Linked DNA regions of Homo sapiens: region 2 is linked to region 1. The links are chromatin contacts, found by Hi-C or POLR2A ChIA-PET in ENCODE. All regions are on one chromosome and are shown on one strand. The core of a region is the stretch at or near the end of the contact, and the rest is flanking DNA. Distances in the headings are between cores, read along the strand shown. Region 1 holds the start of ARSJ (arylsulfatase family member J). Region 2 overlaps ARSJ (arylsulfatase family member J).

What was found. A loop is a pair of places that touch in the nucleus more often than their neighbours do. ChIA-PET counts read pairs that join two places held with the same protein, here RNA polymerase II (POLR2A). Pooled maps may share reads with other maps.
Region 2: a loop to region 1 is called in a pooled map, with 4 times the contacts of the local background. The contact joins the enhancer-like site here to the promoter of ARSJ in region 1. A Hi-C loop is called at or near these places in 1 of 168 maps with a recorded cell type or tissue (IMR-90) and 2 of 50 pooled maps. POLR2A ChIA-PET finds 5 or more read pairs at or near these places in 3 of 52 experiments (Caco-2, OCI-LY7 and WTC11).

Annotation. Positions count from the first base shown.
Region 1 is chr4:113,974,718-113,981,964 of GRCh38, forward strand. It overlaps ARSJ (arylsulfatase family member J), which reads right to left and starts at 4,930. Exons shown (of 2, transcript NM_024590.4): 1 at 3,720-4,930. The coding sequence starts at 4,117. LOC107986305 (a long non-coding RNA gene) reads left to right here and starts at 5,096. Exons shown (of 2, transcript XR_001741794.2): 1 at 5,096-5,269; 2 at 5,653-6,811. It overlaps LOC124900762 (a long non-coding RNA gene), which reads right to left. Exons shown (of 3, transcript XR_007058237.1): 3 at 6,178-6,247.
Region 2 is chr4:113,897,761-113,904,124 of GRCh38, forward strand. It overlaps ARSJ (arylsulfatase family member J), which reads right to left. Exons shown (of 2, transcript NM_024590.4): 2 at 2,524-5,915. The coding sequence ends at 4,514. Among named protein-coding and RNA genes, the nearest start is that of ARSJ, 79 kb to the right of the region's middle. Within about 2 kb of position 4,396, at least 4 of the 41 ENCODE cell types and tissues checked have a DNase peak (open chromatin) inside an H3K27ac peak, as active enhancers do.

The sequences.
Region 1 (7,247 bases), core at 3,680-6,179:
GGTGAGAGTACAAACTGGTAGAATCACTTTGGGAAACTTGAGCAGTATCTACCAAAACTGAACACAGACATCCCTTTAACCCAGGATTTCCACTTCTTGATAGATATCTAAGAGAAATGCATAACCTATGTTCACAAAAAACATATACAAGTATTTTTATGGTAGCACTGTTTATAATAACCCAACTATGAAAACAACCCAAATGTCTATTAACAGTAGAATGGGTAAATAAATTGTAATATGCTTATGCAAAGGAATACTATTCAATGATAGTGAGTATGTACAGGCAACAACATGGAAAAATTTTACAAACATAATGCTAAAAGAAACCAGACATAGAAGAGTACCCTCTCTGTAATTCCATTTGTATAAAGTTCAAAACCAGGCAAAATTAATTTAAGGTATGAGAAACTGGGAGAGTGATTATCCATGGTGAGGGATACCAGTTGGGTAGGGGGTTGTTTTAAGCACAGTGAATTTATCAAATATCCTATTAGAAATAAACATTATTTGAGTTTCCTTCACATTTGTTAACAGTGATCATCATGGTATTTCAAGTGGGATAAATGAGTAACAAAATAGTAAAAACACAAAATTACTATCAAAGATACAAATTCAATTCAGATTGTCAACCTTTCCTCCTCTAAAGTCTGCATAAAACATGTCTAGGTTTTGCAAAACTTATAATTCACTTTATGAAGCCTTCACTATATTCTCTTTTAAGAAAAAAATGATATTTTTAATCCATATCTTTATTTGCAAAACTGTAAAAAAAGAAGTGAGTAAATTACTTTGAAATAAATCAAACACAGGCAGTCACTTTCCCAATCAACCTTTTATCTCATCAGGACAACTGTGAACACCTAGAATGCTGTTTCTCAAAGCCCAGTGCATAGAATCCCTACATCACTACCCCTCTTAGAATCTGTTGCCACATCAATATAAAATGGGCATGACAAGAGCAACTATCTAAAGTTGTTGCAAGGATTAAATGAGACAATGCATATAAAATTCATTACCCCAGAACACAGTGACTGCTCAGCAGACGCTAACATTTAATACTAACAGTCTTAATTTATTTTTGATGATGTCATCATCACAATAACCTGACATGCTCATTAAATCACTATTGATTTCTAGACTCAACCCCGGACCTACCAAAGCTGAAGGGCCCTGAAATCTGCATTTTAACTAGCATTTGGACTGATTCTTTTTGCACACTACAACTTGAGAACTACTATCCAGAGATTAGGGCTCACTTCTTGTTTCTTCTTCATGGCTCCAATGCAGGGGTCTGTACACATGAACGCTTATTGACAGGCTGACTGATAATCAATATTGCCAGACTAGTATGATGTAAATTATTAAGGGAATCTGCAATTTGTTACAGATTCGTGTAGTAAAAGAAAATGGATTTTTAATTTTTGACTCCAGAAAAATATAAAGGGAGGGCTGTTTTGTTAATAGAATCAAAAGTAACTTCAGCTTCAATTATGTAAACTCTTTGTCATGTGAAGATATTTGAATCATGTCACACTTCACATAACCCATTTTATTTCCCTTAAAATAGTTTAGTTCATTTCAGTTTTTTTTTATGGCTTCCTTTTTTAATTTAGAAGATCCACAAGGCATAGACATGTGTTCATAGAGAGAACAAATGACCATATTCTCTGGGACCTGCATTATTAACTCATTTATGCCTAGTGTTCCATTATTGGAATTCTAAGCATGTGGGAGTAATTTATATACTACTGCCCAAGATCATTGCCAGGGGCTGATTGCAAAAATTCAAAACATTGCAACCTCAGGCATAAATGGGTTAATAATGAGTCCAGAACTGGGCTTCCATAACTGCTTTATTTCTTACATCTGTGTTCATTTAAATGAAGGTTCCAGCAATTTGTCTAAAAGGAGAAATTGCAAGTGAAAAAGTATTCAAATGTTTAATTCAAATAGAAATTTAAATCAAATCACAGTAGCTATTTGTACTTTTTGTCTATAAAAGTTATACAACCTGTTGCACTAAATAAAAATTTTTAATGAGAAAAGAAATCTCATCAGATGTTTGATTGCATTGAAATTACAGAGACGTTAATCTTTCACCAAAGAGAAAAATTAGGAAATATTTCCAGCTTAGTTTCTCTTTCATTTTATTAAGTAAACATAATGGTTAAAAGATAAAACCTACATATTGTTTCAGTGCAAGATAATGTTTAAGAACAAATTTTCTTGTTTGGTGAAAAGCCTTGAACATATGCTTTATTGTGAAAAATAAATTCATATAGTTCAGTTACTTATTTTCAACCACAGTTGGCTATCTGTGTAAATCTAAATTCTATAAGTTAGTTGAAGAGGTCCAGTGAGGCTTTGTGAGACATTTATTTCATGAGCCATATATAAGGGTGTTTGGAATCAGACATGAAGAACTTGACCTCTAGGCCACCAGATGGACTAGTTATTTTCCAGCCAATAATCTACTCCTTTATAAATATCAAATACCCTTGATTTTCTGATGCCACAGTTAACCTTTAAAATGACCCTGAAGTACAGTGAGACTTTTCTCATTCTCAGGAGAGGGAAGGACAATAATTTTTTTCTTTTCTGGCAATGATGCTAAGTTCTGACAGTTTGCTAAGCAGTGGAAATCATGCTGTAAGCAAAAGTCTCTGCGAGACAGAGATTCTTACAAAATAGTCTTTATTTTTCCAATGGATACTGGCTACTTTTATAGGATCCAATTCCAAGAACAACTTCACAGAAGCAAGGGTTCCCTGTCCTGCAACTGAAATCACAAGACATAGATTGAAATGGCTAAGGATTTTCTTCTACCTCTGTCCAGCTTAACCCCTGCCCTTCCTAGTTTATCTTCGTTCCACAGGCTGAATTTGTACATCCAAATCAATTACAGTAGCCTGTGTTCTGATAGGATAGAGTAAAAATATGAAAATGTTTGAACAATTTAAGTAGAAGATTTAGCTACTTAGCAAAGCAGCAACAATATGAAAAGCACTTTACTTAAGCATCCAAATAGTCTGATTTCTGTTGGTTAGTCAGAAAATTCCAGACCTGTGAAGAGCAACAGAAAACTGCAGATGAAGTTTGACTCCTCTTGAGCACTTACCATTGTATTTCCTTGCATTTTGAGAACTGCTTTGCTAATTAAATATGGCCTTCATTAGGGGGTCTCATAAGAGAAAATGACCCATCAAAGACCGAAGCAGAGTCATACATAAACTGGTCATATTTTACATTACTCTATATCTGTTTCGTTGGTTCATTTTCTCTGATAATTCTAGATTTAAGAATGCACCAAGAGTAAAAAAAATTTTTGATCTTTCTTATCAGTGATGGTGAGTGTGAATTCTAGTATGACATCTGAAACAAAATCTGAGCATGCTCAAAAGTAGAATAGATTTGAAACAGGAGACCATTTCTGGAAATCTCTGGTTTGTGGGTATTTATACGTTCTCATCTCATTTAGAAACTTATAATTGGCTCTGTAAAAAGGAAAACTAGACTACACTAGTGACTAGAAAATTAAGATCATTAACATTGTATCCATTTTAACACGGTACCCCAATACCATACATCATTCATTCATTCTTCATTCATTCAGTTGTTCCCCATACTTTCTGTTACTCCCTTAAATTTGGAGCTGGATCTTCATTAAATGCTTAAGATTTCTCCAAGGAATAAATATAAGAAGTAGGAACACTTACTTTCCAGTAATAAACTGACTCCTGGATGGTGTGCAAATAGGCTGGACATAGTAGTTCTCCAGTTTAACTCCTTCGGCAGCGAGCTTGTCAAGAGTAGGTGTTTTAATCTCAGATCCGTGGTAACCCACATCTCTAAATCCCTGATCATCCGCTAGGATGAAAATGAGATGGGGCTGGGAGGTGGAAGTTGTGCTGGGCTCTAGTTTCTCTCCAGCTTGAGCTAGTAAGGCCCCTTCTTCCTCCTCTTCTAAGGCCTGGCCCCAGGACAGGTAACCATAAGTGAGGAGGCAGAGGATCCAGAATCCTGCCAGCGCCCCCATTGCTAGCATCTTTCCAGGACAGACACAGGCCTGTGGAGAAGGCGGAGGCGGATGCCCCGCACAGCCCCTGGGAGCCATTCACTCAGGTCCCAGGTGAGACTCCACGCGGAGAACCACGCGCCCCGCGCCGCTGCGGGCGCACACATGCACCCAACAGACGGTGAAGACTCTCCACCTGGCAAGAAATCCTCCTCTCCTCTCAGCTGTCACCATGTCCGACAACTTTAATCTTCCAGAAGTGATGGCTTAATGGATGGGACTCCGGAAGAACAAGGAGGGCTCGCTCTTCTCCAGCACATTTCACTTTCTCCTCCTCCTCCCCCCTCCCTAGAGCAGCTTCCACCAAGGAAAAAAAAAAGAAAAAAGTTAATATCTCCACCCAAAAGTTCTCTGGAGAAAAAAACCAAGCAAGGAATTGAGAATCACAGTGGACAGGAACTTTTCGTGGCCAGAGCGCCCTCGACGTTGGGGAGCGAGGCTGACTCTCCTGGGAGTGCTGGTACGGAGGGCGGCGGGATCGGCCGTCTGTCCTGCGGTCCCCACACCTGGAAAGAACTGCGAAGTGGACGCGTCGCGTCTGGCTCTGATCAGACAGATAAACTGCCGTAGTGGACCGGCCTCCTGATCACCTTCTCCACTTTCCCAGGGCTATTTTCCCCAGTCCTTTCCTAGGCGTTTGCCAATCTCCCCGACACTCACCAGGCGGCGAAGTGAGGAAGAAGCCGTTTCCTGATCTCCCTCCACCTCCGCAGAAACTCCGGGCAGCAATTCCTTTTCCCCGCTGCTAGGGAGCCTGAAGGCCAAAGCCGGGTCCCTAGCCCCGCGGCCGGTCCGCGCGGAGCCCGCTTGGTCTTTGCGTAGTTGGCGCACCCGGCGCAGGCGCTGCAAACTGCGTGCGTTTTCTCAGCTAACTTATTTAGCTTTGGCACTCCGAGTTCTTTTGCCTCCTCCCTCTTTTCTCTCCAGTGAATCACAGAACGGTACTTTCTTCCTGAGCTCCCCCGGGAAGAGGGGGTGGGGGAAAAGGACTGTTTAGAGGCTCGATCTTTCCTTTTTCTTTTCCGGGAGGTGGATGGCCAAGGCAGAGGAGGCTTTGCCAGAGAGAGAGCTGCGTGCTGCTCCAGCCCAGCGGGATTCCGGGGGATCCGCCTGGGCTACCGCGTCCCAAGAGTGTCGCCTCCTGCCCATCACCCCGCTAGAGGGAAAGGACGGCGGCGCGAATGGGGAAGGGTAAAGCGGGCACTTCTTTTCGTGGGGCTGTTGGTGAAGAGCCCCGTCTCCCATCCCTAAAGTTGCGCTTGCAAACTTTTTCTAGCTTCTGGAGGGAGTGAGAGAGAAGGAGCAGGAATAAAAACAAAATGCGTATGACACTCTTTCCTCTTTCCAACTTCCTTTGCAGGTTTTCCTTTACTAGTCCCCCCACCCCCATCATTTTCCTATTCCTTTTGTCCCTACCTTTTTTTTTTTTTTTTTCAGTAACGATGACAAATTTTTAAGTTTTATTTCCTCTCCCAATAGCTGGCTTTTACAGCCTGATTCTTCGTTACCCTTTCCCTATGTGAAAATACTGGAATTGCCCGCTCCCTCTTACCTCTCCCCTAACTTACCCACAGGGTGTCTCCAGCCAAAAGCCTGGAGAGGAAGAGTTATGCATTTCTCCTTCAAGAACCCCGAAGCCAGTCTGCATTCCTGCATTAAAGAAGCCAGTGTTTCCCATCCAGTAATTCAGGGAGCTTCATCATTTTTTTTCCTTCTTTCTTTTTTACCATGTGGAGGAAAACCATTGTAAAAACTTATCTTGGTTGTGAAAATACTCTTGATTTTACTAGAGTCATAGAGTTTTAAAGTCCTGCTCAAAGGCAGCAGAGGGATGTATAGTATAGTCTCTATAGAAGAGGCAATGAATGCCAAGAGCCACTGAGATATTTTTTTCTACCACCAAATTTATTCAACAGTTACTTACTGAATACCTACTGTGGGCTGGCACATAACATGTCAGATTCTCTCAATTGACTGAAACATAAATCTAGGTTTCATTTAGCCATTTATTTCTAATTCTCTCCTGTTGCTAAAGTTCCTGCTGAGTTCCCAGGCAAAACTTTGTGAAATGGGAACTTTGAAAGGCACGATGGTGCTCCATGAAGTTAACCTTGCTAGCTGCTGTAGGCCTTCTGGTCTCTGTTCTTCCTTGCAGCCCTTCTGGCTAAGCTGGGGAGAGATAGTCAGTTTTAGAAGCCATGTTCAGAAATGTGAGTTTAGCAATTCTGTAAATTAAGTCACCAAATATGTAATGAGAGTACTGAGTGTCAGGGGATTGAAAAGCATTGAGAGGTAGGGCCCTAGGCTTAATGGGCCTAGCCAGGTGCTTGAATGGGAAAGATGCAAACATTCTGGTCAATCTAGCCTTTTATTTGGGGAGATAGTGACTTCTTGTGACATAGCACAAGAAGTATCCATGTTCTGTGCAAGAAGGAGACACATTTTCAGTTGAGGTTCCAAGCAATAATAATAAAAAACAATCAAAATGTATGGAATACTTACCATGTGCTAACCATAGTATTCTATATACTGATACATACACACATATACAGTCGCATCTATCAGGGATTAGTTTCAGAACCCTGAGGGATACCAAAATTCATGGATGTTCAAGTCCCTTATGTAAAATGGTGCACTATGTGTATAAAACCTACATATTAATGTATCTTCTATGCTTTAAAACATCTCTATATTACTTATGATACCTAATACAATGTAAATGCTATGAAAATAGTTGTTGGACTGTATTATTTTTATTGTTGTATTGTTATTTTTTTTTCTTCTTTCCTTGAATGTTTCCAGTGTATAGTTGGTTGAGTCCCATAATGTAGACCCTGCGAATACAGAGGACTGACTGGGTATGTTTGTTTATATAGTGCTATATACAGTTTATTTCTTTTCCATCTATATCAACCTTATGAGGTATTCTTCCACTCAACAAGTATTTGGGGAGCTGGGCCAATGCTAGAGGACAGGAAGGTAATGATGCAATAAATCAGTCTCTGCTCTGTTGGAATATACACCAGAGTGAAGAAGAAATACATTCATCAATGAATCACCCTACAACTCCAATAGTTACTTACTGTATTACTTACTATACAAATGTTCTGAAAAAAGGAACATTTTCAAAGAAATTTTAAAACAAAAAACGATTTAGACTGGGTACAAT
Region 2 (6,364 bases), core at 3,146-5,645, 77 kb before region 1:
ATCCTGTTATGTAATAAAGATGATAGATAAAATTTGCTCTCAATTTTGTGTAATTTTTGCTTCACTTTTGCTGTAACACCCTGTTGCTATAACTATACATTATTAGAGTTAGTTTTTTATAGTGTTAGAAATTTCTGCATTTCATATCATTGCTGTTAAAGGTATTAAGGATGATTAGTTCTATTTTTCAACAATGAAATCCCTGTACCAGAAATAGAAAGTGGAAACTTAGGCAAATGTGGTTGAACATATGGATAAATGTGATTATCTTATGTATTCACTCAAAAACATTGAGTGCTAAGTATAAGTAGGACATCATTTTATATACTGGCCATGCATATGTAAACAGAACTTACAGAAGTCACTTTTCTTAAGAAGTTTATATTCTAGGGGAATGAAACAGACAACAAGGAAAACTTGTGAGTAAACTCTGAAGGATATTAAATGCTAATGAGAAAGATCAAGCAGGAAAGTGGGGTAGCCATGGTGGGAGGATGGTGGAGATGAAGTGTTTGATTATTGGGTTCATGGCTGCATCTTCTAGGAGAATGTGCACTACCACCTGAACGTAGGGGCACTACCCGAAGGCAAGGACTCTGCGTGATGTCACTTGCCATCACATCCCGATGCACACCATTACATGGGGCACTTAACAAATGCTGAAAGAATGGATGGATAAACTTGGTGTAGAATGAATCCTCCCCTTATCCTGATCTACTCTTTTTTCACACTACTTTATATGGTATATAATGTTATAATTAGTTATGTTTATTATTTATTGTCTGCTTCACTCAGCTAGAAGATAACCTGCCCAAGGGTAAGAATTTTTATTCATTTCATACACTGATATATCCCAAGATCCTAGAACATTGCCTGAGAGAGTAAGATTCAGCAAGTATTTGTTGAATGAATGAATGAATTCTATGAAGTCATTGTATGAAGAAACAATTTAGCTATTAGTTTACCATAGAGGAATTGTGCTGCTTTTGGCAAGGAAATTTTTTCCTGCCAACATCACACATTCTGCTACTGACAAATTCACAATTTGTATGTTCAAAAATGGTATGAATAAAATGCTTAGGAAGCTGATCCTGATGCAAAATTCATGTGCCTTAGAAAATCAAGAAACACCTGCACTTGAAAATACATAGCATTTTTAGTTATATTAGCTTAAACCTGGAAACAACCCAAGTGTCCATTAACATGTGAAAAGATAAAAAATGGCATATCTATATAATAAAATACTGTTCAGTAATATAAAGAAATAATGTGGAGATGTGCGCACTAATATGGTATATTCTCAGAGAGGAATGTTGAAAGTACAAAAAAGTATTATTATTCAACTATCAATGACAGTGTTCCTCTGTTCTTAAGAATTTTAAAAGGGGTCTGGTCAAGAAAACAAAAATATCCATTCAATTTTTAGAAAAAAGGAAGAAAGAGTATGTAAAAACAGATGAAACAAGTTCTTTAGTTAGACTTGAAATTTGACAGACCTGAGGTAGATGTTTTCACTGGCTGAAAGGTACTACAAATATTTTTGTTGTTGATGTTTTCATTGGAAAAAAGTTTTTATATCCCTTCTCAACCCAGAAACATAGCCATATTCAAAAATTATTTTCTGACAAAGCTAATGAGAGTTTCTTTTGAAACCCTAAGAAAGATCAGAGGTTTAAAAGAGGTGCAGTTGACACTTGAAAGAACCACAGGCAGCCTAGAAACACATCCTGAAGATCACAGTTTAGGAAGCTAACACCTGAGAATGAATTCCTCATATTAACATGGCATCAGTGATTAGGGCACAAAACTCAAGGACACAGTGTTTTCCTTCCTGGCCATCTTGAAATCCCTAGTGATTTGCTGCCAGCATTTTTAGAAACATTTTTGTTCATGACTTATACATGACTATTAGATTATATTTTAATTTCTTGAGGGCAAGACACTGAGACTTCTTGTAAACCACATCCTGCCTAGAGCCCTGGGCAGGTGGCAGGTACTCTCTAAAACAGTGATCAACATCCATGAAGCCATTTCCAGTAGAACACTGTGGGCTAAATTATTTTCACTGAGAAGATTATAATCATTTATAGAGAACTTAGAATTACATCACAATAGGTGATGCCTACTGGTATTTCTTAATCCTAATTTGCCTCTTTGCTTCTTTTTTTGTCTTTCTAGGAACTTCTAGAAGATTCTATGTTTACACTATGTTTCCAATAACAGTATAGTTCCTCAGAACCCTAGTCCTGTGCATTGTGCCACAGACAGCAGTTTTGTGGTGAAATTATGAAATACTGTATAACATTTTCCTTCTGTCAGGGTTACAATACAAGCTAAGATTTTAAAAACTCCTCTAAAAGAAAAACCTGCATTAAAGTGACTCCTTTGACGTTCTTTAACCCAGCATCTCCCAAACTTACTTTCTTCAGAACTCTTTTTTAGTGTAAAGATGTCTATTTTTAAAAAATGTATAAGATGCCATCTATTTTAAGACATGTCATTTATGTGCCACCAGGAAAGAAAAACATGAACAATATGCCTTTATTTTTAAGACTCATTTAAAAGATACTGTCGACAAAACACAAACTTTAGGAAATACAACTTTACACTATAAAATAAAATGGAGCCATATATTCTAGAAATAAAATGTTAAAATTAAAATCATTTAAATCATCTTACCCAATTTAGTAATTTCAGTACTAGATTATAGATTCTTTTATACATTTTCAGAAACTGTGAGCTGTGATATAAATGGATTATATCACAGTCCTTTGAGTTGTGATATAAATGGATTATATCACAGTCCTTTGAGCTGTGATGTAAATGTATTTAATGGTATGCTGTCATACCACCACACACATTTTCAGATCACAGTTATAACTTCAAAGATCATAATTCTAGCTATCTGTGACTTTTCAAGTGTATACTGTAAGCTTCAAGGCCTCTGCATTAGGAGAGGGCACTTCAAAGAAAACACCAGGGTCTACAGGATCCACACCAATCTATGCTCATTGATGACCCATGATAAACTTCATTACTGATAATACTCCTTTAATTCTCCTCATGACGTTTGCATGTGGGGTTTCCAAGCAAGGTTACCTACTCCAGGCAGGATCCGTATCTTCCATTTCTCTGTATCTCCCCACAGTGTCCACTTTGTATAAGAGTAAGTTTATTACTTTTAATGGGAAAAACCGCAACTAGTTTTGCACCAACCTAATATAAATGTTAGTTATTATTATGGGAAAATCTTTCTCCATGTCATAGCCAAGGGGAAGCATCTATCTGTAAAATCATATTATATTACTGTGGTTGTTAGCAAACCATTCCTTCAATTGCCTATTAGTAAAGATTTTTATTTTTTAGGACCAATGATACAATTTTAGCTAGAAGTTAGATCAGAAAAGCCACAGTAAATTTTCTAGTGCCATAAAGTAAATCATTTTAATAATTAAGATACATAAATAGTTTATGATAGAAACAATAAAGTTGTCTCAACTCTGCACAAACATTGAATTTCCAAGTAATTTGTAAGGAATATATTCATCTTATTACATTCAAAATCTTGGTTGAACAATGACGATTATAAAGTTTTCTGAATGATGTTTTTTATAGTCTGAATTCACACAGTATTACATTAATTTATAGTATTACAGTGCTTGGTAATTTGAAGAAATGAAATAAAATTATTCTAATGGTATGCAGGAAATAAAAATAAAATAAAGTCATTTGCATAACTTTTTATAAAAACAACAAAATATTTTTCTGTAAAAATAAATTAGGTTTTTTATACTGAAATGTTCTTCTAGTAAAGTGTTTAGAAAATAGTTACATTCATTGTGGGCAGTGTGCTCAAACATTCTTATTTGCCATTCCCTCACGCATGGTAAAATGAGGTGCAAGCTGTTCACATGTGAGAAAAACAGCTTTTCACAGGAAAAGAAACATATATATATATATAAAATAGAATTAATTAAAAAACCCAAGTGTCATATGACAGACATACAAAAATTCACCAAGAAAATATATTCTTCAAGGCCTTTGAGGTGACACAATCTTTGACTGTAATTTATCAAAGGTAGTTTTAATCATGCTACCCTGTAACTTCCATCAAATTAGCATGCTTGCGGATGGTATACCCTGTAACTTCCATCAAATTAGCATGCTTGCGGATGGTAGGTTATTGTTCTCCTCCTATAATTCAAAGCAGTGTTTGGTCAGTTGACTGAAGCACAGCAGTGGAACTCAGGACTCACCACGTTTTCTAAAGGAGCAAGAGAAATAAACATCTCCACTCTCTCTAAGTGTGGCTTGCAAGAGTAGCACCTTGGCACTGAGCAGGACAGTTTTCAGTGTGGCGGCCAGGTGGCAGAAGTCTCTGGAGTGGCACAGCATGAAAACAAGCCTGACGCTTAGGCCAGCGATATTATCGAGCCAAATTTGCTGGTTTACCTAGGAAACAGATGAAAGATAAGAACTGATTAAAGTTTAACCAAACAGGAAATATTTGTGCTTATCCACAAGTAACACCTGAATGGCAAGTTGAACCTGAGACTGCTTTCTGCTGTTTCTTCTTCTTTTTTTTGCTTTTCTTTTGCTTTTTCTCAGCCTGATTTTTGCTTGGCTTCTTTTTCTTGGTTTCCTCTTTATACCATGGTCCCCAGACCCCTCCATTGAGCCTAGGGTTACTTCTGGGGTCTTTGGGGGGATACCTGACCGGCACTGCAGTTTTGTTGAACTGTGAGAGCCTCCGTAGGAGCTTCTTCACGATTCCTGGATACCTGTTAGATAGGTCCACCCTCTCATATGGGTCGGCTGTGATGTTGAAAAGCCATACACTTTTGCCAGTTGACAAGGTGATCCGTTCATTGTGCCACCGGTTCGGTCCCAGGTTGCTGAAAGACTGAGGGGGGACCCAGTCGCTGTAGCCAGGATTTCCTGTAAGCAATTTCCAGTGCTGCACTCTGATGGCTGACTGGATTGCAGTGTTCCAGATCCCATAGCCTGCTGCCCAGGAGCCATTTTTTGCCTTGGTGTATATGGGGTCAATGTTATGCAAAATATCTACTCGGGGTGAGCGAAGACCCTCACTTATGGTCTCCCAGATATCATAGCCATCTAGTTGAATGTCCTCATCAATCTGTCCTTCAGCCAGTGAAATGAGAGTGGGGTACCAGTCAGTGATGTGCACAAGTTCCTTACACACTGTTCCCTTGTTTTTCAGAAGTGGGCTATGCACAAAGCCTACAGCCCGGATCCCTCCTTCCCAATATGTTCCTTTGCTACCTCTGAGAGGCCAGTTACTCCCTCCTGCCGTAGGCTGGCCACCATTATCTGAAGAGTAAATGATAATGCTGTTGTTATAGAAACCATAAGTCTTTAGAGCCAATGTCACGTTGTTGATTGCTTCATCTAAGCAGGAAAGCATGGCAGCATATCTCCTCCTGTTTATGTTGATAATGGATCGGTAGTGTTCGAAATACCTGCCAGGAGCTTGCAGTGGTGAATGAACAGCTTGATAGGCAATATATAAAAATATAGGCTTTGTGGGGTTATGGGAAGCTAAGATTTGCTGTACTCTCTGAGTGTACATCTGTGTGGAGTATATGCCATTGTCATAGTCCCAGGCAGCATTGTCGTTTTCATACAAGTCATAGCCACACATCCCAGGACTGTCACATTTGTAGTGTGTATAGTAATCCCCACTTCCCAAAAGGGAACCAAAAAAGGTATCAAATCCTCTTCTGGTGGGCATGCATTCTTTTCTGTAAAAACCCAAGTGCCATTTTCCGACCATATGCGTTGAATATCCAACCTCCTTCAGTTTCTGAGGTAGGGTGGCATTGTCCAGAGGTAAACAGTTGGGTTGGGTAGGTCTTATGATAGAATGTTGAAGTCCGGTGTGTATCTGATACCTTAAGAAAAGAGAAAAAAATTGTTATCAGGGCAGGATAAAAGAGATATTCTACATAAAACAATGATCCCTAAATTAAAAAATGTTTCTATGGGCATCATTGTTAAATTATAATTGACCCCAATGATAAATGACCAATTCAGCATTTCTGCTCTTTACTCACAAGTCTTACTCTAATTAACTTCCTATTTAACATTTGAAATGCATTTCAATCTAAGCCAGTACTTTTGAAAGTAAAATTTTGCCACTTATCTCGAAAGTCTTTTTGAGACGGAGTCTTAGTCGTCACCCAGGGTGGAGTGCAGTGGCGTGATCTCGGCTCACTGCAACTTTCACCTCCCAGGTTCAAGCGATTCTCCTGCCTCAGCCTCCCCAGTAGCTGGGATTACAGGCATGCACCAACATGCCCAGATTTTTTTTTTTTTTGTATTTTTAGTAGAGACAGGGTTT